7 separate regions of the Homo sapiens genome follow, and all the other regions are linked to region 3. Evidence: chromatin loops called from intact Hi-C (ENCODE). Cell type or tissue: chondrocyte. All regions are shown on one strand. Region 1 has its middle 92 kb from the start of SASH1. Region 2 has its middle 180 kb from the start of SASH1. Region 3 holds the start of SAMD5 (sterile alpha motif domain containing 5). Region 4 has its middle 240 kb from the start of SAMD5. Region 5 has its middle 390 kb from the start of SASH1. Region 6 overlaps SASH1 (SAM and SH3 domain containing 1). Region 7 has its middle 150 kb from the start of SAMD5.

Evidence for each region. A loop is a pair of places that touch in the nucleus more often than their neighbours do. Peaks named below come from ENCODE experiments on the same cell type or tissue, not always from the same donor. Only the 100,000 strongest peaks of a DNase experiment are listed, where the experiment ranks them.
Region 1: it touches region 3 in a loop (6-fold over the local background); 23 of 110 quality-filtered maps call a loop at or near these places.
Region 2: it touches region 3 in a loop (8-fold over the local background); 91 of 110 quality-filtered maps call a loop at or near these places.
Region 4: a loop joins it to region 3, with 2.3 times the contacts of the local background. A loop is called at or near these places in 2 of 110 quality-filtered maps.
Region 5: a loop joins it to region 3, with 2.9 times the contacts of the local background. A loop is called at or near these places in 3 of 110 quality-filtered maps.
Region 6: it touches region 3 in a loop (6-fold over the local background); 34 of 110 quality-filtered maps call a loop at or near these places.
Region 7: a loop joins it to region 3, with 4 times the contacts of the local background. A loop is called at or near these places in 45 of 110 quality-filtered maps.

What each region holds. Positions count from the first base shown.
Region 1 is chr6:148,249,278-148,253,277 of GRCh38, forward strand. It overlaps a transcript of SASH1 not described here. Among named protein-coding and RNA genes, the nearest start is that of SASH1, 92 kb to the right of the region's middle. RefSeq lists enhancers at 2,964-3,465, 3,466-3,965. In chondrocyte, a CTCF peak has its summit at 2,227 (motif pointing left); no DNase peak of the experiment used is centred here.
Region 2 is chr6:148,164,836-148,168,835 of GRCh38, forward strand. No RefSeq gene overlaps it. Among named protein-coding and RNA genes, the nearest start is that of SASH1, 180 kb to the right of the region's middle. In chondrocyte, CTCF peaks have their summits at 1,707 (motif pointing left) and 1,912; no DNase peak of the experiment used is centred here.
Region 3 is chr6:147,505,261-147,509,260 of GRCh38, forward strand. It overlaps SAMD5 (sterile alpha motif domain containing 5), which reads left to right and starts at 3,430. Exons shown (of 2, transcript NM_001030060.3): 1 at 3,430-4,000. The coding sequence starts at 3,669. RefSeq lists a silencer at 1,582-1,631. In chondrocyte, CTCF peaks have their summits at 1,276, 1,531 (motif pointing right) and 3,944 (motif pointing right); DNase peaks (open chromatin) are centred at 1,572, 2,201, 2,891, 3,171 and 2 weaker places.
Region 4 is chr6:147,750,406-147,754,405 of GRCh38, forward strand. It overlaps a transcript of SAMD5 not described here. Among named protein-coding and RNA genes, the nearest start is that of SAMD5, 240 kb to the left of the region's middle. In chondrocyte, a CTCF peak has its summit at 2,345; no DNase peak of the experiment used is centred here.
Region 5 is chr6:147,950,513-147,954,512 of GRCh38, forward strand. It overlaps a transcript of SAMD5 not described here. Among named protein-coding and RNA genes, the nearest start is that of SASH1, 390 kb to the right of the region's middle. In chondrocyte, no CTCF peak of the experiment used is centred here; no DNase peak of the experiment used is centred here.
Region 6 is chr6:148,462,952-148,466,951 of GRCh38, forward strand. All of the region lies in intron 4 of SASH1 (SAM and SH3 domain containing 1), which reads left to right. Among named protein-coding and RNA genes, the nearest start is that of SASH1, 120 kb to the left of the region's middle. In chondrocyte, CTCF peaks have their summits at 1,975 (motif pointing left) and 2,186; no DNase peak of the experiment used is centred here.
Region 7 is chr6:147,652,912-147,656,911 of GRCh38, forward strand. It overlaps a transcript of SAMD5 not described here. Among named protein-coding and RNA genes, the nearest start is that of SAMD5, 150 kb to the left of the region's middle. RefSeq lists an enhancer at 1,892-2,061. In chondrocyte, no CTCF peak of the experiment used is centred here; no DNase peak of the experiment used is centred here.

The DNA.
Region 1 (4,000 bases), 740 kb after region 3:
TCAGAATGAATACTCCTGCAGAGACTGTAGATGTGAGTGCATGTGCACGTGTGTGTGTGTGTGTGTGTGCATGCATCACACACACATGCGCACGTGGGCTGATAGGGGAGACTTGGAGGAATTGGGAAGTGGCATTTCAGAGCTACAAAAAGGCTCATGTGTAAACAGTCTGTGTGATCAAGCCAGGTGTTCAATGCTTCTAGGAGCCAGGGTACCAAGGTACACTGAGAAAAGCATAAGCTTTCGGTCTAGACAGATAGGGGTACGAATCTGCAACTTACCAGCCATTTGACCTTGACCGATTTACCTTACCTCCCTACGCCTCAGTTAACTCATCTTAAAGCAGTGATAATAACATTTACCTCTCCAGGTCATGTCTGAGAAACAGAGGTAATGATGGCAAACTCTATTACATGCCAGGCACTGTTCTAAGCACTTTATGTACATTACCCTGTTTCAACCTCACAAGAGCCATGTGAGACAAGACACTGTCTTTGCAAATGAGGAAAACAGACAAACAGGGGTTAAGTAATTGCCTAAAATATATAGCCTAGGGCCTGTGCACCGCGGATTCTCAATAGACAGTAATGGTCATTATTTATGGTCACAGTCCTAAGTGCTTTACATTCATTCTCTCATCTGATCCTCGAAGAAAACATATGTGCTTAGAATGGTGCCTGGCATAAGGCAGGTGTTTGATAAATATTTGTTAAGTGAGTGAATGAATCTTCACTTTACAGCAGAATTAACTGAGGGTTAAATACTTGCCCAAAGCCACACAGCCTGAATGTGAACCCTGCAGATGAACTCCAGGGCCTGTGCTCTTAGCATTGCCAGTCACTTACAGTCTCTGCCCTCATCCCTCTGGCATCAGAGACAAGAAAGGTGCAGATAGGGGGAGGGGCACAACACCTGGGCATATCAGAATCATCTCAAGAAACCAAGACAGACTGTCTTCAGGGTTGTTTAGAAAACACGGAAGCATTCATCTTTTCCTTCCTCTTGTTCTGTCTTTTTCATCTCACCCTGGATATCTGCCTCGGCTCCTAAAAATCTTTGCTCTGCAACCTCCAGTTTCTAATTCTGGCTAACAGAGAGAAAAATATTAGAAATCGTACTCTCAGAGATCCATCATTCAGCTAAGACTTCTTAAGGGTTCTTAAGTAATCAGCCATTTGAGGTTTAGGATTATATTTGAGAGAAGAGTGCTGTGATGAGTGAAGAAGTATGTGATCCATTTGAATACACAATTCTCACAGGCTGCAAATAACCAGGCCTAAAAAAGCCTTAGTCTTAAAAAAAAAAAAAAAAACTGTATTTAAAAAAAAAGAATGAAACATTACTGAAAAAATGATACAGTGGCTGTAATTGAACATTCCTGTTGAATTAATTACTTTGACATGCATTATTTCTATAGTATTGATAGGTGGGCAGAGCTTCCAAAAACTATTTATTTGATTTAGAATTAGAAACCATCATGGGTATTTGCTTCTAGCTGGGTGGACGAATTGTTAAATTCTATCATCCCTATCCCTAGTGTTTCAGTAACTTGGTATGATTAAGCATGGATAAAAGCTAAAATTTTAAAAAGAAAGAAAAGCTCATTACCAAATCCTGAACAGCTTCAGTAACTTTGTGCCGGTCTCTGAAGGACATTTGTGCCTTGTTATGACAAGGAATTATTCATAATGTGTGCCTAGCATATAGATTGCATCCTTTATTTGAGACAATAAAAGAGTCATCCTTAGTAGCTGATGGAAATAAATAGGCAAGCAAAATTTAAAGGGAAGAAAAAAAGACCAACCAATAGGCCCCTATAATAATTGCTTGTCAGTGTAACATCAAGTAGTTCATCCTTTTAGGAACTCGTTATGTGGCTAGCCCATTATGTTCTCCGGATAGAAAAGAAAAAATGCAGTAATTCACAGAAAAGCAATGACAGGATTCTGCCAGTTTACCTAATAGTATTGACTAGACAGGAGAATTATGGCTTACAAACAAAGAGTGATTCTGTATTTGGAATTGTTTTGCTCCCTTTTTGTCCAATCAGAATTTTTTTCATTTAAAAAGTATCAATACCCCTGAAAAATATCAAATATACCACCAACAGCTTTTTGATCTGACTATAAGAGTGCACAGTTTCTAGATTCTTGCTCAATTACTTGCTTACCGAAACCTCTGCTGTGGCTAGGAGAAAATAGATGCTATACTTTAGTGCCCCTTGCTGGTCAACCTGAAGAAAATTGGAGCATAATGACTCCAAGAACCCAGGTTTCAATAAATGGAGTGGCAAGTTCTATTCAGACGGGTAAGAAGCCAAACTGATGTGGCCAAAACATCTGCAGCTAGTATGAAGAATCATTACAATGAGATGAGGCATTTGGAAATGCACATATTTTCTTTTTTTTTTAAATTATTATTATACTTTAAGTTTTAGGGTACATGTGCACAATGTGCAGGTTAGTTACATATGTATACATGTGCCATACTAGTGTGCTGCACCCATTAACTCATCATTTACATTAGGTATATCTCCTAATGCTATCCCTCCCCCCTCCCCCCACCCCACAACAGTCCCCAGAGTGTGATGTTCCCCTTCCTGTGTCCATGTGTTCTCATTGTTCAATTCCCACCTATGAGTGAGAACATGCGGTGTTTGGTTTTTTGTCCTTGCGATAGTTTACTGAGAATGATGAGGAAATGCACATATTTTCTTACAGAGGAAAAAGTGCAATAGAGAGAAAAGCTACACGTTAAGTCTTAGCCTAACTTAAATCCCGGAAATGCATTCCTATGAATGCACCCATATGAAGTAAACTCTTTCTAGTCTTGACGTATGACTTTGCTTGATTATGTCTCCAAAAACGTATGTGGCCTCTCGAAAACCACAAGGGAAATGATAGATACCCACAAATCCCTAGTGGAATTCTCAGTTCAAATTAAATTCCAAAAATAATGCAAAAACTTCTTTCTACAGAGGAAAAAGAGTATATGTACAGTAATGCATTAGATAATCGAAAATAACATTATAACCTATAACAAGCGAATTCTGATTACGGTGAATTTTCTTCCCTGTTTGCCATTTTTTTAGGATGTGATTATATTACTTTAATAATTCAAAAACAACAGCTACATCATGGCTATACTGACACCATCAAAGCTAATTATTTGTTTTTTATTGTTGTTGTTGTTTTGTGGTTTTTTTTCTTTTTTTTTTTTGAGACAGAGTCTCGCTTTGTCGCCCAGGCTGGAGTGCAGTGGCATGATCTCAGCTCACTGCAACCACCACCTTCCAGGTTCAAGCGATTGTCCTGCCTCAGCCTCCCAAGTAGCTGGGATTATAGGCGCTTGCCACCACGCCTGGCTATTTTTTGTATTTTTAGTAGAGGCAGGGTTTCGCCATGTTGGCCAGGCTGGTCTCAAACTGCTGACCTCACGTGATCCATCCGCCTCGGCCGCCCAAAGTGCTGGGATTACAGCCATGAGCCACCATGCCCAGCCCAAAGCTAATTATTAATAACTCTTAGGATTTCAGAGTAAGCCATCAGACCTAACACATCAACCCTATTTGGAACACTATGAGAGCTGGACTTAGAATTTCATCTCCTCCCTCACAAGGTACCCATCAGGAATTTGGATTCACAAGATCCAGCTCTAGGACCTAGAAAAAGTCCATTCAGGCAGACTGAATAATTCAGTGGCACAGGGGGACTAGCCCGTGGGGCAGCCTCGGCACACGTGCAAGCCACCCTCAGATGCTCAGCCTGCAGATAGACTCTGGAACCAGGCACCAAAGATAGCTGGTCCTTCAAAAGCCTTGCAAGCTTCATGGGACCTAGAATAGCCAAAACAGTCCTAAAAAAGAAGAGCAAAGCTAGAGGACTTTCATTTTCTTATTTCAAAACTTACTACAACGCTACAATGTGGTGCTGGCATAACAACAGATATATAGATCAGTGGAATCAAATTGAGAGTCCATAAATAAACCCTCATGTTTATG
Region 2 (4,000 bases), 660 kb after region 3:
CACTCCCGGTGGCTGTGGCTCTGGGAGCACACGTGGTGGCCTGGGCCTCATAGGTCACCACCAGCAGGAAAGCAGCTGGGAGCCCAGCTCCTATGAGGCCCATAGTAGCCATCTTTGTATACAAAGACCTGCCTGTTTTGTGTCCATTCCAATACTGCATTTAAGAGCCTTTCTGCCTTCTCTGGCAATGTTATGTGTGCTGAATACTACATGTATCAAGAAGAAAGGAATGGAAACCTCCATGACAGTATTCGGCTACCTCTTCAGATAATTTACCCAAATCTTTCAGATACATTTAAACAATTCTTTTGTCTATGATTTAACTGTTACAAATAATGCCAGTGTTCAAATCTGAAAATATTCTTCACATAGCTGGCGTTGCCATTCTCTACTTACAATCCCACTGTGACTCTAGGCATATAATGTTCTTTTGCATAAAATGTTCTTCTGCCTTTATCTCTCTTCTCTGCTTCCTGCCAAGCTTCCATTCCAATGTCCCTCCATTCCCTTTCCAGTCAGAGACCAGGTGCTTCTCTGCCTGCCTTGCTAATCTCTCCTGCATCCATTCACCTGTCTCCATACCCCTGCTATTATCCTAGCCAGGCCTGTAATTTTTAGAGCTGAAAAGAACCACCTCGTCCAAGCCTTTGCTTTCGAATGAGGAAAATCACCTAAAGAAATGAAGTTAATGGTCGTTGCTTCAGGACTGTAGCTTGAATATGACCATAACACCACCTTTCTCTAGACCTATACACACTATCACACAGCCAGTGTCTCTCCACCTCAATACATCCTGCAGAGATTCCAGGCTGTTCTTTCTGAGCCACTGCCACTAGGCTCCTTCTCAGCTCAAAACCTTTAGTGATCCTCCATTGCCTCCAGAAAAAAATCCAAACTTCTAAAACTCACATTCAACCATCAAGCTCACTCTTCCCAATCCTACCCTTTAGATACACTTTGCAACCAAGTCAACTGACCTATTCATCCCCAGGTATTCTTCACCTGTCCAGGTGAGCTTTTACTCTCACACCTATGTGCAGGCAACTCACAAGTCTGGGTCCCACTCCTAGGTGAGAGCAAATATTGAGTGCCCCACTTTCCAAGAATGCCTTCCTGGTTCCCACCAATTAAAAATCATCTCTCCTCTACTATTAGTGACACAGTTTCTCATTCATATCTCCCTTATGTCACCCATTAGCTTGTATAACAATTTTGTGAACACACTCACTTGGATAGTCTCTGTAGGTCTAAAGCTTCTTACAGAGAAGATCCTAGTGTGTTTCACTTTTGCATATAGTACCCACAACTCTTGCTTATAGCACCCACTCACCTAGGATTCAGAAATGAACCAGTTTGTTCATATATTTCCAAGTTATTAGCCAGTAAAGTTAGAACTCTCTAATTTCTCATAATCAAATGTTAACTTTTTGTTCATCCTTTTTGTTAGATGCAGTTGAGATGGAGACGATATTATTTTTGTTAGGATACACAGCTGAACTGTTAGGATAAACAGTGTAACTGTCACCCACTTGAAGATATTTTAAATTAATTATATACTAGTAGACGTATTTGACATAAAGTGTAAAACAATGTAAAACATCAAATAAATAAAATTTTTCTTCTAAAGGAAGTCTCACCCCCACCCCTTCCATACACACACATTTACACACAAAAGACTAAAGTTATCATAGAAACTCATCAAACGTTTACTGCCATCTTGTGGACAGACAGACATTAGCAAAATACCCAAAAGAAATAACAGCCTTTTATTTGCCTAAGCGGCCTCTACTTAAATGCTGTGTGATTAAACCAAAGGAAGCAGCCTCTTCGTTAATTAAACCATTTGCCCAGAAAGTGGTTAGTCAATGCCAGGGAAGCCTTTGTTAATTGTTCTTTATCATTACAGAACCCTAAAATGGTTGTCAGAAATGTGCATACAAATTATCTTCGTGTTCTCATTCCGAATATCCAAGAAGGGGTGGGAGCAGGGGCAGGTCAGGAAAAGGTGACTGGGTACATTTGTATAGGCTTTGCTTCCTGGAGCAAAAAAGCACAAGAAATCTTTTAATTAATGCATTAGCAATTAGCAGTTTGCACCCCAAAGTACACAATTTACTCTTGATGGTTCAACAGTCTCCTTGATAAATTGCTCCCAAACAAGTAGACATCGAAGATGAAGAAATGCCTGTTTCTCCACGTTACTGTAAAATCTGTGATTCACAGAAGGGACTACCAATGGCCATATTATTACCACTTGCATATTGGAATTTAAATTAATCCATAAGAAATGGGCATGAAATAGGGCTAACAAAATAAAATATTACTCAGCCTCCCGAGTAACTGGGACTACGGGCATGCGCCACCGAACCGGGCTAATTTTTGTATTTTTAGTAGAGACCAGGTTTTACCATGTTGGTCAGGTTTGTCTCAAACTCCTGACCTCAAGTGATCCGCCTGCCTCGGCCTCTCAAAGTGCTGGAATTATAGGCATGAGCCACCGCATCCGTCCTGGGAGGTTTTCTTTTTGTGTTAAATATAGTCCTTATTCAAATACAAAGCTGGACCATAGCTCCACACGTTTTCATGCTATTACTTTGTCTCCAGGGTACTTTATTGCTTTCTGCTGGCCTATAATGAAACTCATATGTGGCACTGAACTTAAAGAAATGATTTCTTATATGAATAAAACTAGATCTCAAAGAGAACCAACCAAGGTGTGTAGAGCAAAGCTGACCCATGTAGCAGGCACTTTCCCTGCCGTGTCCCCACCCCTCTGCCCTTCCCTGTTTTGGTTCTCTGGGCCTCAGGATCACTGTGTTTTGCATTTCTTTCTTTCATCCTTGCCTGCTTGTGTTAATCACTCTAGGAAACTTGTTTAGACGTTAGCTGTCAGATAAGGCCATCCCCAGCAGTCAGAAGAGAATCGAATATTCACTTATTTATTCACGGAGCCAAAATGTATTGACCACTTACTAGGTACCAGTTTCTCTGTAGACATAAGGATCTGAAGGTTCAGAATCACTCACCTGCATCTGCTCAGGCTGAGGGGAGTCAAATAGAAGACAGGAACAGAACGGCCTGGTAGGTGCAATGCCAGAGGTCTGTGCACAGGGTTGGCGGCAGCTTGCTGTACTAGATGTAAGGTGCATGGGGAGGAAATCAAGGGTGGCTGTCCTGAAGAGGTCAGGGAAAGGCTCATGCTAAAAGTACCTTTGCTCCATGTCAGGAAGCTTGACTGTTATGCTCCTGGAGAGTGGTCGTTGATGGTAAGTGACTTCGCCAGAGTTTCAGTTCACTTCTTTGGGAGCAATAGAAATGTAAGAAGGGAGAGGATACATGCAAAGGGATCAAGACTGGAATCAGGAAGAGTCGGCCAGGCACAGTGGCTCAAGCCTGTAATCCCAGCACTTTGGGAGGCCGAGGCGGGCAGATCACCTGAGGTCAGGAGTTTGAGACCAGCCTGGCCAACATGGTGAAACCCCGTCTCTACTAAAAATAAAAAAATTAGGCAGGCATGGTGATGGCCATCTGTAATCCCAGCTACTTGGGAGACTGAGGCAGGAGAATCACTTGAACCCAGGAGGCAGAGGTTGCAGTGAGCCAAGATTGTGCCACTGTACTCCAGCCGGGCAACAGAGTAAGACTCTGTCTCAAAAAAAAAAAAAAGAAAGAAAGAAAGAAAGAAAGAAAAAGAGTTGTTATGAAAGTCTTCCATAAATCCTGGCTACCATGGTCATATCCTGAGGCAGGCAGTGGAAATGGAGAAGACAGCTACTCAGCTCTTAAAGAGGTAGAAATAGCAAGGTTTAGTGACAGGTTGAATATGGATTCTGATTGCAAAGTGTTGACAATGACGCTCTGGTTTCTGTCTTGGGTGACTATGTGAAGTGTGGCGCTAGGAGGGAGAAAAAGTAATATCTTTTTCTCACTCATCACAGTTCATGGCTGAGACCCCTATCACAAAACACAAATTAACAAGAGGAAAGCATAGAGATTTATT
Region 3 (4,000 bases):
CAAGCAGTGGAAAGATACAAGCCTCAATGGTTCACCCAAAGAGGACTCGAGTAAGTGTAGAAGTGTACAAGAGAAATAGAAGGGAAACCTGGGAAAAAAAAGTCTCTATAGCTCAGACTAGTGAAGTCTCCAGAAAGCAGGTTTCCTGAGAGGTCAAAAGTGAGTAGGTTTTATTTATGACTGATTAACAAGTGATGAATTTATAAAGGGCTTCCCTTCCAAAGAGAGCACCAGAATGCTTTATTTCCTAATTGGAGAGTGCTTTGCACATAAATAAAGGAGGATCGCTGCTGCCTGTCAGGGAAGCACTTTGATAGGGCAAGCATGTTCTCGTCTGTGTCCTGATTGACTGTGTGACCTTGGGCAAGTCATTCGTCTTCCCCCAACCAGTATCCCTAATCGTAAAACGGAAATAAAAATACTCACTGCCTTCGCTGAGGATTTATAAGACAAGATGAATATGTTTAAGCCCCCAGAGGGGAAAAGGCCACATATAAGAAGGCAAAGAACTACAGACTCGTGCTGTTGGACTTTTCATACAACTTGGGAAAGAAAACAACACAACAAAACTCTTGAGCTATAGGCCGGGCGCGGTGGCTCATGCCTGTTATCCCAGCACTTTGGGAGGCAGAGGCGGGCGGATCACCTGAGGTCAGGAGTTCCAGACCAGCCTGGATAACATGACGAAATCCCGTTTCTACTAAAAATACAAAAATTAGCTGGGCGTGGTGGCAGGCGCCTGTAGTCCCAGTTACTCAGGAGGCTGAGGCAGGAGAATTGCTTGAACCCAGGAGGCGAAGGTGGTAGTGAGCCGAGATCATGCCACTGCACTCCAGCCTGGGCGACAAAGTGAGACTCTGTTAAAAAGAAAAAAAAAAAAAAAAAAGAAAAGAAAAGAAAAGAAAAAAAGAAAGAAAGAAAGAAAGAAAAAAAGACAAAAAAACTCCTGAGCTTTAAGTTTTCCAGTCCCAAAACAAACAAACAAAAAACCCCCAAACAAACAAAAATCCTCACCCCATACAACCTGCCCATTTTTTCCCCCTACATGTTGCACAGCACAGCACAGGCTGGGGACTGTGATTCGAAGGTGAGTAGCTGGACGGCTGAAGGCTGATGTTAAATTTATCCCCCCAGAATTCGAACCCCTTGCTCCATCCGTAACAGTGAGATCGTTGGCAAATTAGTTTTGATGTCTCAATCTCTTCTTCTGTAAGATATGGGATAATATTACTATTTACCATATGTGTACAGATCTGTGAATAGATGCCTGGCATACAGTAATTTCCCAATAAATATTTGCTGATAATTTCTGTTTCTTAGCAGCATCATTCAAACTGCTGAAATATTTTCTTTAAAAAAAAATCAAAGGTCCTTCTGAGATAGTATTGGGATATAAAGATAAACGTGACAAAAACATTTGTGCTTCAAAGGGGAACCAGTATAAAGCCATAAAGCCCACTTTCTTCTGCTGAATAGAATGAGTTTGGGGACAGGGACAACGCCTTAAAATGGGTCAACGCGCGGACGCGAGGGGGCACTGTGAGTCCGCTTTGGCGAGGGAGAGGCGGCGGCCCGCGCGGGGCGGGGAGGGCTGCGCCCTTCCAGCATCCCAGCGCCCAGGAGCTTCGCCACCTACCAGGGTCCGAGACCTTAACTCGGTTCCGGAAAGGGCGTCCCGGGTGACCCAAGTTTGGGGCCACAAGCAGCTCCACCGGCTCTCCGCGTTGGTCTCTCCCCTCCCCCTAAGCAGACAGTCCTTTCTGCCAGCTGTCCTTAATTTGAGATTCGTGAGTCCCGGGGTTTGGGAAACCAGAACCCCCCTGCGACTGTAGGGAACGTTTTGGGTGCGCCTATGTCGGGTATTTTCCTGGGCAAAAGGACAGAAGCTGTCATCTGATTCTTTAAGGGGTTCGTGTCCCAAGAGGGGGTTAAGCTCTCTTGGTTTAGGATAAGAGGGCCCACCTAACCACCCACCCAAATGCCAAACACACAGCAGGTCGAGAAACGACTCTGAAATCACTCCTTGTCCACTTCCCAAGGTCGGGCGAGAGACTGGCACGCCCCACGGGCAATCTTCAGAAAAAAAGGTCAGATCTGGTCCTTAAACAGCTCAGGTGCGAAGCTGAATCGCCCTTCTGCGGAAAGAGAGGAGACAGTACCTGCCCCCGCCGTCCCTCACTTCCCTTAGTCCCAAGAAGAGGTCAGACACCGGGAAATGGGGCCCAGGCGCTTGGTCTGTTCCACCTGCCACTCGAGTCCCCAGTCCCAAGAGGCTGCTCAGACATTGGCATGATGGGGAAACTCGATTGATTTTGTTACCTCCTAGAGGGAAAATGCCGTGGGCGGAGATGTCTGAGCGTCCCTTCCAACACGAGCTGGGTGGTGCTCTATTGATTTTCACGCGATCCCCGGGCGGGAGCGAGAGGATAGGCTCGGATTCCCGGGCTCCAGGACCGAACGCCTGGCAGTGTCCCCGGGGGCAAAGCCACCCCGGGAGCCCGTGCAGTATACTAGGTGGGGGGCCCGGAGAGAAAGCATAGCGCCGACGAGGGGGAGGGGCCGGGCAGAAAGGAGGGTGGGGTACCGGGTGGGACACACTGACCTAGGAGAAAGTACAACCCACCCCAAACTTTCGCAGACCCGGGAGCTTAGGAAGGGAGAGCCAGGAAGACAGCAGCCTCTCCTGCCGCCCAACGTGCCCAGCTGCAGCGAGGAGGGGCGGCGCGCAAGCCGGCTGGACCCGGGCGGTCCCCACGTTGCGCCCACCCTCCGGGCCAAAACGCCGCCGCTCGGGTCACTGAGTGGCCGCCCACGGAAGAAGTCAGATCGCCGGGCTCTGGGCTGCGTACGGGATCCGAGGAAGGGGGATTCAAACGCGGATCCGGAAGGAAGGGACACTGAACCCCGCAGCGTCCCCAGCGCCGTGGGGCGGCGGGACGTGTCCTTGGGCTGCCAGCGGGCGCGGAAGCTGGAGTCCGGCAGGGTCGGGAAGAAGTGAGCACAGACTTCCACGGGTAGAAGAGTCAGATTAAACAGAAATGTGAAAAGCAACCCAGGGCAGCCAACGGAGCCCAGCAGCGTAGAAGCCACCGGCTTCCCGCCGGGAGGACTACAGTGACTGACACTCGCGAAGACTAGGCGCTCCCAGCGGCCGCGGGTCTGCGTGGAGAAGTCGCCTCGCGGCGCGGAGCGCGCCAGCGGCGGCGGCGGCTGCCAGAGCGCGAGATGCGGCGCGCAGCCGCCGGACCGTCCCGGCTGGGAAAACTCGCGGGCGGCACTGCGCAGCGCTGACCCGGCGCAGGTCCGAGGGGTGTGCCCCGGCCCCTCCCGTCTCCGCCCCCTCCCGCGCCAGTCGCGCGCCCCTCCCCGCGGCGGCAGCGTCGGCGGCGCATCCAGGGGCGGCGCGGAGCCTTGCTCAGCCCAGCAGCCAGTGCCTGCGAGCTCCGCTGCTGCTTGGGGAATTCACTTTGCTGCTTGTTCGCTTCTCCCTTCCTCAGGCTTCTTCTGATGGTTTTCCGTCTCCTGCCCGAGCCTTTCCTTTAAAAGGAAAACTTTACTGCGATACCCTTTTCCCCTTGGAGGAGAGGATTAAAAGTTCCAAGAACTGGTGCCGCCCGTGCCATTTGGGCGCTGGGAAGGTGCTCGGCGGCGGGGTTCCCGGTCCCACCATGTGCACCAACATAGTTTACGAGTGGCTCAAAGCGCTGCAGCTTCCGCAGTACGCGGAGTCCTTCGTGGATAACGGCTACGATGACCTGGAGGTGTGCAAGCAGATCGGGGACCCGGACCTGGATGCCATCGGGGTGCTGGCGCCCGCGCACCGCCGCCGTATCCTGGAGGCCGTGCGCCGGCTGCGGGAGCAGGACGCCAACGCCGCCGGCCTCTACTTCACGCTTGAGCCGCAGCCGGCGCCCCCCGGGCCGCCCGCCGACGCCGTCCCCACCGGCCGCCGGGGGGAGCCGTGCGGCGGCCCGGCCCAGGGCACCCGCGGGGACTCTCG
Region 4 (4,000 bases), 250 kb after region 3:
TTCAATTAATTATTTAATGTGTGTTTTTGTGTCTATATGTATTCATCTATTTTTGTTCCAGTGCCACATGTCTCCTGACTTTTCTTCCTCAGAGTAAAAATGCAAGGATCCGTTGCTTCTCTCTCTTCCTCTCCTGTGACCTCCCTTGCACACATTGCTTTAGACCAGGCTTCTCACAGTTTGATGAGGCTCAGGATAATGGGAGAAGGAAGGCAGCTGTTCAAACACAGATGACTGGGCCCGGCACAGTGGCTAACGCCTGTAATCCCAGCACTTTGGGAGGCCAAGGCGGTGGATCACTAGAGGCCAGGAGTTTGAGACTACCCTGGCCAACCTGGTGAAACCCCATCTACTAAACATACAAAATTTAGCCAGGTGTGGTGGCACATGCATGTAGTCCCAGCTACTTGGGAGGCTGAGGCAAGAGAATAGCTTGAACCCGGGAGGCAAATGTTGCAGTGAGCTGAGATCGGGCCACTGCACTCCAGCCTGGTGACATTGCAAGACTCCATCTCAAAATGAACAAACAAACAAACAAAACACTATGGATGGCTGGACTCCACACCCAGCCCTAGATTATGACAAAGTAGATCTGAGAAGTTGCATTGCTGACAGAGTTCTGGGTGCTGCTGCTGCTGGGCAGATGACCACATCATGGCTCCAACGACACATCTCCTTTCTGCTCCTGGAACACACCAGACTTGTCCCATCTCAGGGCCTTTGCACTGGCTATTTCTTCTTCTTGGAAAGTTCTCTTGTCGAGACCCTTCAGGTTTTTTCTTAAATGTTATTTTCTCATGAGGGCTTCTTTGGTTGCTGAAGTTAGAATTGCAACTCCCCCTTGCTCTACAATACTTCCCACCCTCTTTCCTTGCTCTTTTTATCTTTCACCCGTTTAACATGTTATATAGTTTATTTATGTGTAGTGTTTTTTTTTCCATCTGTCTCCCTAGTAAAACGTAAGCAACGGAAGTGTAGGAATTGTCTATATTTGGTTGCTTTCTTGTTGTATCCTCAGCACCTTGAACAGTTCCTGGTACATAGTAAGCCTCAGCAAGCACTTGTTGAAGGAGTGAATGACAGATTCACTAAGAGTTTACAACAGGGATCCAAAAGAATTATTGCAACCACAAAATAGGGTTCAGTCAGTGATGGTTATAATTAATGCATGCCGAAGGCTCGTAGTTCTCTAGGGGTTTGCAGAAAATGTTTACTTTTCGGGAATTTATATCCTGAAAGACATGAAATTATTAACCCCCGTAAAAAAATGGATCAAACCAGATGACACTAATCACACGATTGAGGCCTGTTCTTGTACTAGGTGCAAAAGAGTTGAGTTTCTGCTGGTGAGACGCTAACTCTCTTCTTCTTAGGACCTTTCTTTATTCTTTTTTTGGATTAAAGAATAATACTTGTGGAAATATTCTTTTTTTTCAGAAGAGATCTGAACTGATTTACAGGAAATACAAACGTATATAATAAATAGAAGATGGTACATAAATAATTATATGAAAATCTGGTAATATAGTAATAACTAGTAATAGAAACTCTCATCATATATTAAATATCAATTGATTATATCTCATTGTAGCATTCTATCAGAACCTTGAAAACAGTTACATCCCTGGCTCCATGCTTTTAATTCTTTGATAAAATTGAATATAATATATTTGTAGAGCAGAGAATCTTTGTGTACATGTGTATGTCAGTATTATTCCTCATTATCTCTATGGTAAAATGGAAGATATAAGCATCTTGTTCTTGAAGTCTGAATTTATAATCTTGATATGTCCCTCTGACAAGTGCAAAATCTTACTCATATCACCTCTGCCTTTAAAAATAAACTGTTGTCTTTATCAAAAACAACAGAGAAACACCAGGCCTCAAATAACGCAATCGTGTTTCATTGTGATACCAGTTCTCAGTCTTCCTTAGGTATTTTTCTAACTCTTGAAGTTTAAAACCTAATAATAGGAATTTTTATTCATGTTTTATATATTTATGAATTTTTCAATATACATACTGTCACAATGGAAATTTTTGGAAAGCAGAAAGAACTGTTAATTATTCCATCGTCATTTGCAGTAATCTCCCACAAACCCTTTTCTGGTATTGATAGAGATATTTTTCAAGGCTTGCAAGTAATAATTATAGTATTGAAAAAATGACAGTTTGTGTGTACTCACTGTGAGCTGTGTACTTTTACTGGAAACATGCAAATTAGGGCTCATGGAAGGCTGCATAATAGCCTCTAATTATGTCATATTTCCCTGAAATTGTATTATATTTACATATTCTGGAACTGAGGATGACACCATAGAGGGTCCTCTCATGGCACACTTATGGAATCTGACCTCATGGTGGCTCAGTTAAGGCAGGAATGAACACAGAAAGCTATGCTAACTAGAGACTTCAGCACTCTGCACTTAAGCATTTCCGAAAAGAAATATGTTAGAAGCAATTTGAAGCATGTTGGAATTTGTTTGGAATCCAGATTTCTGCTTTTAGAGCTACTTACTGTATACTTAAGGAGTTCTCATACAATTGGAAGCAATTTGTGGGTGACTGCATTTATTTTTGCCTTATTGCCCTAGAGCAGTAAACTGTCAGACTACAACAGAATTGGAATGTGATGCTTGTTTCATATGATTTTACAAGGAGTATGACCGATTTCACTTTGACAAAGAAACATAACAGTCAATGCATTTGCTTAAATATTAACACTGTTATCAGTGTTGATTCCGACATTCAGAAAGCCAATGCTGCTTTCCTTTGCTGCAGCCATGATTTAAACATGCATTCACTGGGAAGTGCAGAGTTCATGGGAGGCAGGCCCTGTCCAGGAGTAGAGGAATTTGTTGGACTTTTATACAGTGCTTATCATGTCACAGGCATACATTGAATGGGAAAACACCACACACACAGACGCCCCTACTCATAGTTGTAACTGCTTTGCTATCATTAGTACAATATTTTCATTTTATTTCACTTCATTCTCATTAGTACAACATTAACATTTGTGGGTACATAGTAGGTGTACATATTTTATGGGGTACATGCGATGTTTTGATACAGGCATGCAATGTAAAATAAGCATATCATGGAGAATGGGATAGGTATCCGTCCCCTCAAGTATTTATCCTTTGAGTTACAAACAATCCAATTACACTCTTTAAGTCATTTTAAAGTGTACAATTAAGTTATGATGGACTAAAGTCACCCTGTTGTGCTATCAAATAACAGGTCCTATTCATTCTACTTTTTTGGTACCCGTGAACCATCCCCACCTTCCCCCCAGCCCCTCACCACCCTTCCCAGCCTCTGTAACCATCTTTCTACTCTCTATGTCCATGAGTTCAACAGTTTTAATTTCTAGATCCCACAAATAAGTGAGAACATATTTGTCTTTTTGTGCCTGGCTTATTTCACTTAATATTGTGATCTCCAGTTCCATCCATGTTGTTGCAAATGACAGCATCTATTTCTTTTTATGGCTGAATAGTACTCCATTGTGTATATGTACCACATTTCCTTTATTCATCTGCTGATGGACACTCAGGATGCTTCCTGATCTTAGGTATTGTAAACAGTGCTTCAACAAACATGAAAATATAGATGTCTCTCCGATATACTGATTTCTTTTCTTTTGGGTATATACCCAGCAGTGGGATTACTGGGTCATATGGTAGCTCAGTATTCAGGTTTCTGAGGAAACTCCAAAGTATTTTCCATAGTGGCTGTACTCATTTATATTCCCACCAACAGTGTACGAGGGTTCCCTTTCCTCCACATCCTCACCAGCATTTATTATTGCTTGTCTTTTGAATATAAGCCATTTTAACTGGGGTGAGCTGATACCTCATTGTAGTTTTGATTTGCATTTCTCATTGATGACTAATGATGTTGATCACTTTTTATGTGCCTGTTTGCCATTTGTATGTCTTTTTTTTTTTTTTTTGAGAAATGTCTACTCAAATCTTTTACCCATTTTTGGATCAGA
Region 5 (4,000 bases), 450 kb after region 3:
ACTCACATTTGGCCCCGACCTGGTATGACCACCCTCACCCTGTACCCAGGCTGTCAGGGACAGTTCATGCTGGGAAGTTCACAGCCAGCACAACCTTCTCCTCCTTCCTAATGGGCACAGTGGAAACCTGGGCCATCTCCCCAAAGCAGCAGGGTAAGCTCAGGTGTTGGGGACCTTAAGTTTCCTCACTGAATCCAAACGTTTGGACCTCCCACATTCTTCCAGGCACTCTTGGAAACAGTCTGTTCCCGAAAACCCAAACAGGAAGCAGGCTGAAATCCTCCTCACCCTCAATATTGCTCTCAGCCAAATTTCACAATCCTGCCTGCCAAGATTTTGAAATAGAGAGGGGAGGTCAAGTTTTCTTTCTCTGTTTCCCTCGCCTCCACATCTTTCTCTTCCCACCGTCGTTCTGGAAGGGTGTTCTGCTTTCTTTACCTCATATTCTAGACCTTTCTACTCAGGCCATGTAATAAATTCTAAGATCTAGTAGCCAGGCTTGGCTCTCCATGTGCTAAGTGAGAGCAAATAGGACTTAAAAAAATTTTTCTCCCTCAATTCTGACCTTTATGACTGTTAACCCAACTCCAGGATTCTATTTGGTCATCAAAGACCAAACTGACCCTTTCTTTTCACCTTTCCTTGTTTCTTGTTTCTTTTCTTTCTTTCTTTCTTTCTTTTTTTTTTTATGACGGAGTCTCGCTCTGTCGCCAGGCTGGAGTGCAGTGGCGCGATCTCGGCTCACTGCAAGCTCCGCCTTCCGGGTTCACGCCATTCTCCTGCCTCAGCCTCCCACGTAGCTGGGACTACAGGAGCCCACCAACACGCCCGGCTAATTTTTGTATTTTTAGTAGAGACTGGGTTTCACCGTGTTAGCCAGGATGGTTTCGATATCCTGGCCTCGTGATCCACCCGCCTTGGCCTCCCAAAGTGTCTTTTCTTTCATTTCTACCATCACAGCCCTAATGCCCTTTCTATACCAGACAGGTCAGTGCATTGGGCTCACAAATGAGCAACTCAAGTACACAGAAATGCAAACGAGAGAAGCACATCAAAATGTGTCTACCGCACTGCGTGTCCTTCAAGGAGATTGGTGTGGGTTCCAGGGGATTGTGTGTTTGATCAGCAAAAAAATAAAAATGATATTTATTTTATTTGGTGGCTTATGTCAGGGGCATAGAGAAAGGCTGGGGCTAGACTTAAGGGGAATTTGATTGATTGGCCAAAGGCTTCAGTCATATAGAGCCACAGTCCCAAAGTGATTTCGGCAAAGCAGTCATTCCGTAAGATGTTCTGACAGACGCAGAATAAATGTATTTGGGATTGCTACATACCATATGGCCCCTCTTAAGACTCTTAATGTGTATTAGCATAGTAATGTTTCAGATAATTCCTGCCACATCGGGATACATAGAACACCATTTAACGCAGGGGGGCCATATTCATGTAACACCTATTAACAATCGAGAAATCTTTCCCTTGAGAACTGCTGCTAGTGTAATGATGAAGCTAGAAATTGGTTTTGGTGAGAACCAACAGGAGGGAAGTAGAGCTTTAGGAAGTTCTTTCAGTTTTTATTCAGAGTAAGAGGGCTTACTCTGTCCAAGGCACGCTGATTAATCAGTCCAAAAAGATGAATGCCAAATCGGTGCTTGAGGACTCAGAATTTCCCAAAATTGCCATCTTTATGTGTAAGTATAGAATGTCAGCTATTTACAGTCAGTTTGCTATGCAGTACCAGTAAAATACTCTGCTTGTATTTGATATATCAAGATTATTAAAGAAATTACCAACCTTCCCCCAAAATAATTGTTTTTAGTGAACAGCTAATGTTATTTCCTTTGCTGGGTAGGCGTGATATATTAATGGTGATGGATATCAATTGTGTATCAATGGAGATGAATGAATGTCAACACTTTGAACATACTATCAAGGTATTCCAAAATATTTTTATGGTAATATTGCTGAAACTAAGCCTTTTTTGGTGATCTTTGTTTTTGTTTGTTTGTTTGTTTCGAGACAGAGTCTCGCTCTGTCACCCAGGCTGGAGTGCAGAGACGTGACCTCAGCTCACTGCAAGCACTGCCTCCCAGGTTCAAGTGATTCTCCTGCCTCAGCCTCCCTAGTAGCTGGGATTACAGGCATGCACCACCACACCCGCGAATTTTTTTTGTACTTTTTGTAGAGATGGGGTTTTGCCATGTTGGCCAGGCTAGTCTTGAACTCCTGACTTTCAAGTGATCCTCCCGCCTTGGCCTCCCAAACTGCTGGGATTACTGGCGTGAGCCACCGCACCCGGCCCTTTTTTGATGATCTTTGAAAGAACCTATATGAAATAAAACTTGGAGAGACCTACATTTCATTTCATAATGTATTATCTCCTTTTTTAATTGAAAATATTACAACTTTCTATGTTAATCATGATAAAATGCCTCAGAGGACTTTTTATATTTTATACAGCTTGACCAATTTTATGTTTTAATTTTTAATTTTTTCTCCTTCCTTCATATAGTATTCTTTTTTAATGTGCCTTTATCCTCACTGAATACCCTGACATATTCAAAACCTCCTACAGTTGATGTCAGTAATACTAAGCGTCAAGATCTCCAAATTCATCTAATTCCAGTTTACTTTGTCAATAATCCTTGTCCTCTTTTCAAAAGTGTGGCATATTTTGAAAAATAATCAGATATTTTTAAATCCGTGTAAAACAGGAGAGTCCACTGTAAATCTTTGCTTTACCAAAGGTGGTTTATTCAGCTACAATTTCTCTCATTTTGGTTTTTTTTTTTCTCTTTCTTCCTTTGGCCACTTCAGCCATTCGACTCTCAGAAATTCTGTCAGGAAAAATAAATGGATATGAAATCTGAAGATAAAGGTTTGTGGGGAAAGAATAAAAGGATCATGAAATGTCAGGGCTGAAAAATATCTTAGCATCCAGCCTAGTGTTCTATTTACACCATCCCTGTTTTGGCTCCCAATCTGATTCTCTTCCTATTGCATCAAACTGAGTTTTAAAGAAATTTGAAACTATGCATTTCAAGACTATTTGGTGATTATGTTAATCTCCAATTCTGCCTATTTTTGATTATGTTAAAATCAGCCAAAATATAGAACATAGAGTTATGCTTATGCCCAACATCATAATATGCCTTCAGTTATTAACATATGTTGTAGGTAAGCTTGTTATTATTTGAAATGTAAATATTTATATGTGTAATGTGTAAAAGTTTTCAAATATGGGTCATAACATATCCAATGGTTTATTTGTCTATGCCACTAATACATCTTTGGGCACCCAAGTTTAAGTGCAGTACATTTTGCTGGTTGATGTACCAAGGAATGACTTATAATTGTGATGAAATTTGAACTTCATATTGCAAAAGATAATCATCATTTGCTAGAAAAAATTAAAACCGTTTAAATTTTTATCATAGAAAGAGCTAAAAGAAATTCTAAGTATATTTTTATAGATGAGCCACTTTGGAAATTTCACAGATAAAACACCAGCTTGTTAACAGAGTTAAGCTACCAAAAAGACACTCCAGAATGGGCCGTAACATAACTTTTTACCAGTGTAACTTACACTGTGATTTAAAAGTGTGTATGTGGTCAAATATGTTTCCTTTGTTTTCACTGAAGTATTTTTATTCAGTAAATACAGTCATTATTTTATCACCTTCGTGTTTTAAGCTCGAATTGTATTGAATCACATTTAGTAAGTAAAATAATCTATACTCCTGCAATTCTGAAAGTGATTCAAATCCATTTTAGGATACCAGATTGAAAAACAGCAACTTAATGTTGAGATAACGTCATGGGGTGCACAGTGATATTTTGATCAGCAATGGACCACATATAGGATAGCGGTGGTCCCATCAGATTACAATGGAGCTGAAAATTTCTTATCTCCTAGTGACACGGTAGCCATTGGAACATTATAGCATACTTTATTTTTATAAATTTATTGTGGCCTAAGTGTAAGGTGTTTTTAAAACCT
Region 6 (4,000 bases), 960 kb after region 3:
GGGGGGTAATGAGAGTATTGCATTTGAGAGGTGGAATTCTATACAAGTGTAAAGAATTTCATGTTGACCTGTGTTGTGTTCCTCCTCCTACTCTATGGTCTTACGAGGATCTCCACTGTAAAGCAGTAGACTCACTGGAAAAGAAAATATGGCAACCTAGAGTTTCCACTGTGTGGAGTGAGAGACTGCAATATAATTTTTTTTTTTTTTTAAGATGGAGTCTCACTTTGTCACCCAGGCTGGAGTGCAGTGGCGCAATCTCGGCTCACCGCAACCTCCACCTCCTGGGTTCAAGTGATTCTCCTGCCTCAGCCTCCTGAGTAGCTGCGATTACAGGTGCTCTCCACCACGCCTGGCTAATTATTGTATTTTTAGTAGACATGGGGTTTCACCATGTTGTCCAGGCTGGACTCGAACTCCTGACCTCAGGTGATCCACCCGTCTCGGCCTCAAAGTGCTGGGATTACAGGGTCAGACACTGCGCCCAGCTGCGATATAATTTTTGTAAAACGGAGTTTAATAATATTCTAACCAGAAAGGTAAAGGAGCACTCTGCCTTCTTTTCCTTCTCCCACTGGCTGCTCCTCCTAAGTCTCATTGCTGGGCCTCACTTTCTCTTTATGACCACTAAAAATCGGGTTGCCCTGGAGCTCAGTCTTCATAATGTTTCTCTTCGTAGTGTTCAGTCAGAGCTTAGAGTATGCAAGTCACTTACAAATTCTTATCTGCAGCTCTAGACTCACATGTCCAACTGTTTCTTTACTGTCTGCACAGGGATGTTTAATAAGCACCGCACACTTAGCATGTCCAAAGGGGACCTCTTGTTCCCTCCCCTGCTGTTCCCCTGCCCAGCTTTCCCCATCTGGGGAAGTGAATGTTATTTCATTATTTAGGTTTCTGCTCAGAGAAGCCTTCTCTGTCCCATCACCTCAACTTCTCCTCACTCCTTGACTCTGCAGTCGCCCTTCTTGAATCTGTCTTGTTTATTGCTATGTTCTCAGGACCTCAGAGGATGCCTGACTCCTACTGAGAGGTGAATAAATAAATACTGAATGAAAGAATGAGTGAAAATGAATACACAAAGCAATTTAACAAAGAATTTGTTAAAGACAGAGGTAGGAGGAAAGAAACCAGTTCTGGGGATACTGTCTCTTAAATTATTTTTATTTTTCAATGGGATTGATAAATTCCTTAATGTAGGAATTTTCTTAAGTGAATTTTGCCTTCAGGAACAGCTAAAGCAGTTTAGGGATCTTGAGGAAAAATGTTGACACTTAAGCAGATAGATTTGGGGTCTTAATAGTAGGAGTTATTGATGAACAAATATTTGCTAAGGTTCAGTTCTGAGACTTTAAATCCAATACTTGATGATAATTAAATGTTTAAATGGATTTTTAAAGCACAGCAGAATATTAATTATTGCTTCCTGGTCATCAAAATCCATGCTGAAGTTACCATACTTTTTACCCATTGACAATGAAAAAGATGAGTCCAAAGAGCAGATCCAGCTCCAGCGCCCACCATCCTCAGGCCTGGGGCTTCTGGCTGGAGGAAGGAGGTACTACTACCAGGAGGCCTCTTTGGAGCTGACGTCTGAGCATTAATTTCTTCCACCAGGAGATTAGTAAATGACCCCTTCCACCTGCTGCCATCCACTTTTGGACTTGGGTTATATCATTGATTTTTGCTCCTGCTGGATGAATTGTAATAATCATTCTCAAGGAGAAAGGAGATGGCATTTTGCACTGCTTCTATGCCAGCTTCTGTTTGCAGGGAGAAAGTCACTGCATCCAAATTCACACATTGAATTTGGATTCAACGTAAAATTCAAAGGATTGTAAATTTGATGAGTTGGGGAGCCTCACGCTTATGAAACATGGGCTTGTTATTCTTTGGCCAGCATCTAGGTGGTGAACTTGTGAAATTTTAAAAACAAAATCCCACTCACCACAGCAAGATGAATAAAGAAACTACAGTGCCATCTGCTGGCATCCTGGGGAAGTTCAAGCAATGCCTGGGCCAAGTCCAAACCGGAGGATAAAATTATTCAAAGTGTGTGGTAGTTTGAAGACAGTAGATTAAAAATAGTGAAAATATTGTCAGTCATCATTTCAGAGAGGAAAATGCAATCACATTTTGTGCTAATGGTGTAGCAGTGGGAGCGTACATTTTTCTGCAGTGTACTTTTTGAAGTATTTTGATGACTTTTAGGGAAAGTAAAAATTCACAATTTGTGTTTTCACTTATTACATAATAAGTTTTATCCTGAGGTGGGGATATTTGGTCCATAGCAGTTAGGTCAAGACTTCTCTAGTCCTGGCCGGTCACGGTGGCTCATGCCTGCAATCCCAGCACTTTGGGAGGCCGAGGCGGGCAAATCACCTGAGGTCAGGAGTTCAAGTCCAGCCTGGTCAACATGGTGAAACCCCGTGTCTACTAAAAATACAAAAATTAGCCAGGCATAGTGTCATATGCCTGTAGTCCCAGGAGGCTGAGGCAGGAGAATCGCATGAACCTGGGGGTGGAGGTTGCAGTGAGCCGAGATCGCATCACTGTACTCCAGCCTGGGCAGCAGAGTGAGACTCTGTCTCCAGGAGAAAAAAAAAAAAAAAAAAGACATCCCTAGTCCTTAGGGTGAGGACAAAAATACATATGGGGCTCCCTGTCCCTCTGGTGGCCCCTTACAGAAAACATGTTTAACCAGCTGCAGACCCCAGCCCGCTGAAGTAAGGTGGCAGCTGCACAGTCCCATGACTTGAAGTGCAAAGTACAGCACAGTAAGATTTTTTAAAAAAATTAAGAAGCTAAACTTAGCAGAAACCCTTCTTTCTTTCTGAAGGATTTCCTGCCTCAGTCCCCAGCCAACTAGCTTGCTCTTATTTTGCTCCCACTTCTCCCGTGGCCCTGAGCATGTTACATTTGCTGCTTCTCTTCCTCATTCTTCTCCTCCCCTTCCCCCTCGTCATTTCTTATGCTTTTTTGTTCCTGTCTCCCTCCGTCTCTAACCTGTGGCTCCCCTTCCTTCGTGTTCATCCATGTACCTTACTTGTGCGTTGTTCAGTACATTTTGGCTGAAAGATTTAAATTTTGAAATGGCTACCTCCTAAAAGCCTTGCAGGTAAATACAGGTATTTTCATTTTTGTGTGGATAGGAGGAAGGAGAGTAGGTCCTAGCCATGTTTTGGCACAATTTGGTGATAAGTGAGATTTTCCTTACATGTTCTGTATTCACAGCACAGGAATAAGGGGAAATAACTAGAATTCAAAACTAGCTCTTGTCCTCTCTAGCGGTTTCTCCCCTGATTCTGTTCTTAGCTCCGACTCTCCCTTAGTTTACAATAGAAAGCTTTCAGATTTTTGTGCTGGTCATCAACAGTTCTCTGCACTCAGCCGTGGAGAATGGTGGTGCTTGCAGGGCATGGGCCTGCCACTCAGAAATGGCACCCAGTGGTCAGCCCACACCAGTGCAGCTACACCAAAGGGTGGTGGCTTATTAAAGGCTGCTCTGCGTGAAAAAGCCTCCCTCCCCTCTCTCTGGTCACCTTAGATTCTCAAGGTCCTTTTATCCAAAAGGTAGGCAGAAAATCACTTTAGGTGATTAGGATATTCAATTCTTCTTCCTCTGAATGAGACAGAGTCTCATTCAGTCACCCAGTTTGGAGGTCAGTGGTGTGATCATAGCTCACTACAACCTCGGACTCCTGGGCTCAAGTAGTCCTCCTGCTGCAGCCTCCTGAGTAGCTAGAACTAGCACTATAGATGCATGTCACCATACCCAGTTGAACTTTTTAGAAGTTTTTTTTTTAAAGAGACAGTGTCTCACTATGTTGCCCAGGCTGCTCTCCTCCTGCCTCAGCCTTTGCTCTAATTTTTTCAGTGTAACTCATACCTGGCCTCCCACTTTCTTGTCTTCCCTAGCCTTCAGATGCAAAAATCACCTCTTCCATCTTCCTTCCTGGTGGTGAACTTGTAGTGAAGATTCAGGTTTAAATCCCCCAAG
Region 7 (4,000 bases), 150 kb after region 3:
GCCTCCTCTGAGCATTGAGAACCCCCAGAATTCAGCGACTTCGATTTGTTTGCCTCCCAGAGACTAAGCCAACCTTCCTAGTTTACACACAAAATGCTCCCACTTAAGTACATACTCTACCATATTCCTTCCTGAAAGTATAAATATACTTTCTGAGTAGTCCAAAGTGTTAATGTTTGATTATATTGATTTGGAATTAAAAAAATGAGAAGCAAGTTGAACAAATCATTTCACATTTAAAATCCACGTATTTCCTAGAAATGTACCAAATTTTGATCTAAATAGGAAGTAAGGTATTTTCAGAGATAAATACTTCAAAATGGAGTTAAATAGACTTGCTTTATACTCAGAGATTCAAATAAGAAGATGATCTAAAATTTGGTTACCTTATTATTTGTTTTTAATTCCATTTTCCTTTGATTGCCTCATTTATAAAATGGCAGCCAAAGACATTTTGGACAGTGAGAGTATGTGTCTGATGTGCATATCACAGCTATAAAGTGTGTACATGTGAAGACTTCACACATCCATATGCATGTTATCCGTGGCTCCGTCGAGCAGTCCTCCTCTTAATTATGCTTTATATATGCTTTGTGCAGCCAGGCATTGATCTTTCAAGTACCGGTGTCTGGTTCAAAGACTTGTAATTAGGCAGAAAGATCTGGTAAAATGGATTCTATGGAATTATTCAAATGCTCTGTGTGTATGAAATTGTTCATCTAGAATTATTTATCTGGAAAAAAAGACACTTTCAAATATGCACAGAGCCTATTTTTTTAAAAATTGTATTCCTTTCCATTATTTACTGATATTCCATGCACTTCTTGGACATTTGCAAATTGCAGGGCTTTGTTTTTTGTTTTTTCTGTTTCGATATGAAGCTGCTTTGTTCTTTCCTGTGGGCCTGTTAATTGGTGAGCTCTTTATCCATGAGATCAAGAATCAGGGGCTTTTTATTAACTCATTGTGAGCTCTAAGATATTCCCATGGGCATGGAGAAGAGAAGTTGCCTTTGAGACTTCATGCTTCTCCTATTCTTTTACAACACTGGTCACAGCCCAGAAGATGTAATCAACAATGACACGAATTTAATCCACAGTTTAGAATTAGAATCCCCTGATACTGAAAATTCTATAATGAGCCTTTTTGTCTTTTTTCCTTTATTTTGTTAGCATTTACAATTCCTTTTACTTGTGCACGCTTTCTCCTCCAGGATAAAATCCTGTTAGGGATTTTAAAATAAATAATTGAATTCTGCATTCTAGTTCTAAAAGCCATAAAAGGAACAATGTTTATTTTTCTGGAAGACATTGTCATGGTCTGTAGGTGGTGATGTGAAAATTCTTAGAATTTTCTTTCTTGAAGATGGAGAGACCAGTAAATTCCTCTTTTCTCTTTCACACATAAATACACCATCATCACATACCTTTCTATAAAAGTATGAATTTCTCCGCTAAGTAGTCTGAGAAATTATCTCTATACAAAGAGCTCCGTGGGGGATTTGCAGGGTTTGGAAGTGAAGAAGAGAATGAAAGGAGCCCCTGAACAGTTTCAGTGACTCTCAGGAATTTCAATTCTCCATTGCTACATGGCTTATTATTATTATTATTATTTTTACCAAAACATATGATACCCCTTTCTAGGCCACTACTGTTGCTCCATTTTAGCGTTTTCAGAGAATGTTTTTTCTTCCTTCTGATTAGCCTGTTTTTCTGCTCCTGCTGCCGCTGCTGCTGCTATCCTGATGTAAGTGCCTGTGAGTAAGCAGTGAGCTCCAGTGTACAGGGTTTATTTTTTTTCTCCATGATTCTCAACAGCTTTTCTATTAGAATGATTTTATGCCTGGATGGTTTGACTATCTTTTTCTCAAAAAAAAAAAAATATAAAACAAAGTGCAGGAAACCCAAAATACCTTCCCAACAATTAGAATTTTGCTTGTTGTCAGTTTGCCCTCCATCCTCCTAACTGAGTCACTAGAAGCATCTGGGTCAGCCTGGGGATTGGTGGCAGGCACGTCTGGGGTCCTTTTGATTGACAAGCACAATGAACCCAAGTGATCAGGACCATGAGTGATGATTCACCACATGTGTGTTTAGTTATCATCATCAAGGCACCTAGCAATTTTACTTCTGAACATTGAAACTCATTTTTGCTCTTTCCCTCTGTATTTTCCTTGCTTTCCCCACATTTTTTCCTGAAGAATATGTTGGTTCCTCTTAATGTTTCATTTCAGGCTAGTTTGGGCACACAAATTTTCCATTTCCCAAGATATTCTCAAAGTGAAGAAGGCACTTCTTCTGATATACACACAGAAACAGGCTTAACATGTAAGTGTAAAAAGAACACTTGACTAGCTGCTAAGCAACCTGCATGACAGGAGAGATTTTGTACTATCTTGCTATGTGACTTTAGGTAAGTCACTTTACTGGTCCTCATTTTTGTCACATGTATGCCTTTCCCAACTAAAAAATTCAATTATTTTTATTTGTATAAATTTTCTCTTCTGAAACAATATTTATGCATGTATATCCACGTTGCCCTAGTTTTTTTTATAATACCTTTAAGCATCTTAAAACTAGAATACTACTGAATGGACAGAAAAACAAATCTGTACACAGAGACATTCAGAGTGACTTTATTAATCAGAATCTGTGTAACAAAATCAGCTCTTGCAGTACATCATTATAGGTGGCACGACAAATGCTAAAGAATATTTATGTAATTTATTAATTACAATATCTACTTGATTCTCTAGAATTTCCACGTTAAGTAAACAGAGAGGTTGCAAACTCTTCACATCTTATGTCCAACTGATTTTTCATTGTAGTTTTCTAGTTACAAAGCTGTTTTCATTGTGAAAAAGTGTGTTAATCATATAATACAATGAATGTGACAATTAAAACAATATAAATGCAAAAATCATATAGGTTTACAGAAAGAATGAACTCAAGTGTAAAAGCATTAGATAAAAGAAAGAATAACACTTTCTAACATTAGAAGCCACAGTCTACAACAAGGTTATAGCAGTTATGGATATCTATGGACCAAATAACACAGCAACTGCCTACATAAAATAGAAACCAATGGAATAAAATGTAAACAAACACCAGAGTCATCTAATTATGGATCAAAATCCAGTATAAAATAAAGGTAGTATTTAAGACCATGAGATAGAGATGGTCTTTTTATAATAAATGGTGTTGGGACAACTGGAAAGCAATTTTGAAAAAGGTAAAATTAGATCTGTTGCTCATACCACACACAAAAATAAACTCCAAGTGCATCAGAGATCTGAAAGTGAAAAGAAATAACACTATACACACGCTAGCAGAAAACATGACCGAATCCCTCTACAACTTGAACACAGAGAGACTTTCTACTCTTTAAAAATCCCTATACAACAAAGCAAAAGATAAATGTGGCTCCATAAAAATAAAACTTTTGCAAGTCAAAAGCAAAAAATTGAAAACAAACAAATACACAAACTATCTACTCAAAATGGTAAACACCAAAAGCAAAGACGTTAAAAGACAAATGACCACTGGGAGAAAATATTTTCAGTGTTCTTTTCCCATAAAAGGCATATACCCCTAAGTTGTAAACATCTTTTAAAAATTAAAAGAAAAAATGAACAAAAACTTTATGAACGAATGAGCAAATAAATGAAGCAAGAATGCACAGAAAGACAACATATGAAAAGATGTTCAAATCTTCTTCTCATTGTAAGAGAAATGAAATTGGAACAACACCAGTACTATTTCTAATTCATTAGATTGGCAAACTTAGAAGTTTGACGATACATTCTGTTGGAGAGGATGTAAGGAAATAGGAGCTCTCCTACACTGCTGGTGGGAATAGCAAATGGTACCATTCCTATGAAGGAGGATTGGCAATATGTAACAAAATTGTATATGCATTTGGTTTCTATCCTAGCAATCCCGCTTCTAAGAATTTACTCTAAAGATAAACCTCCAACAATACAGTATACGTGTGTGTGTGT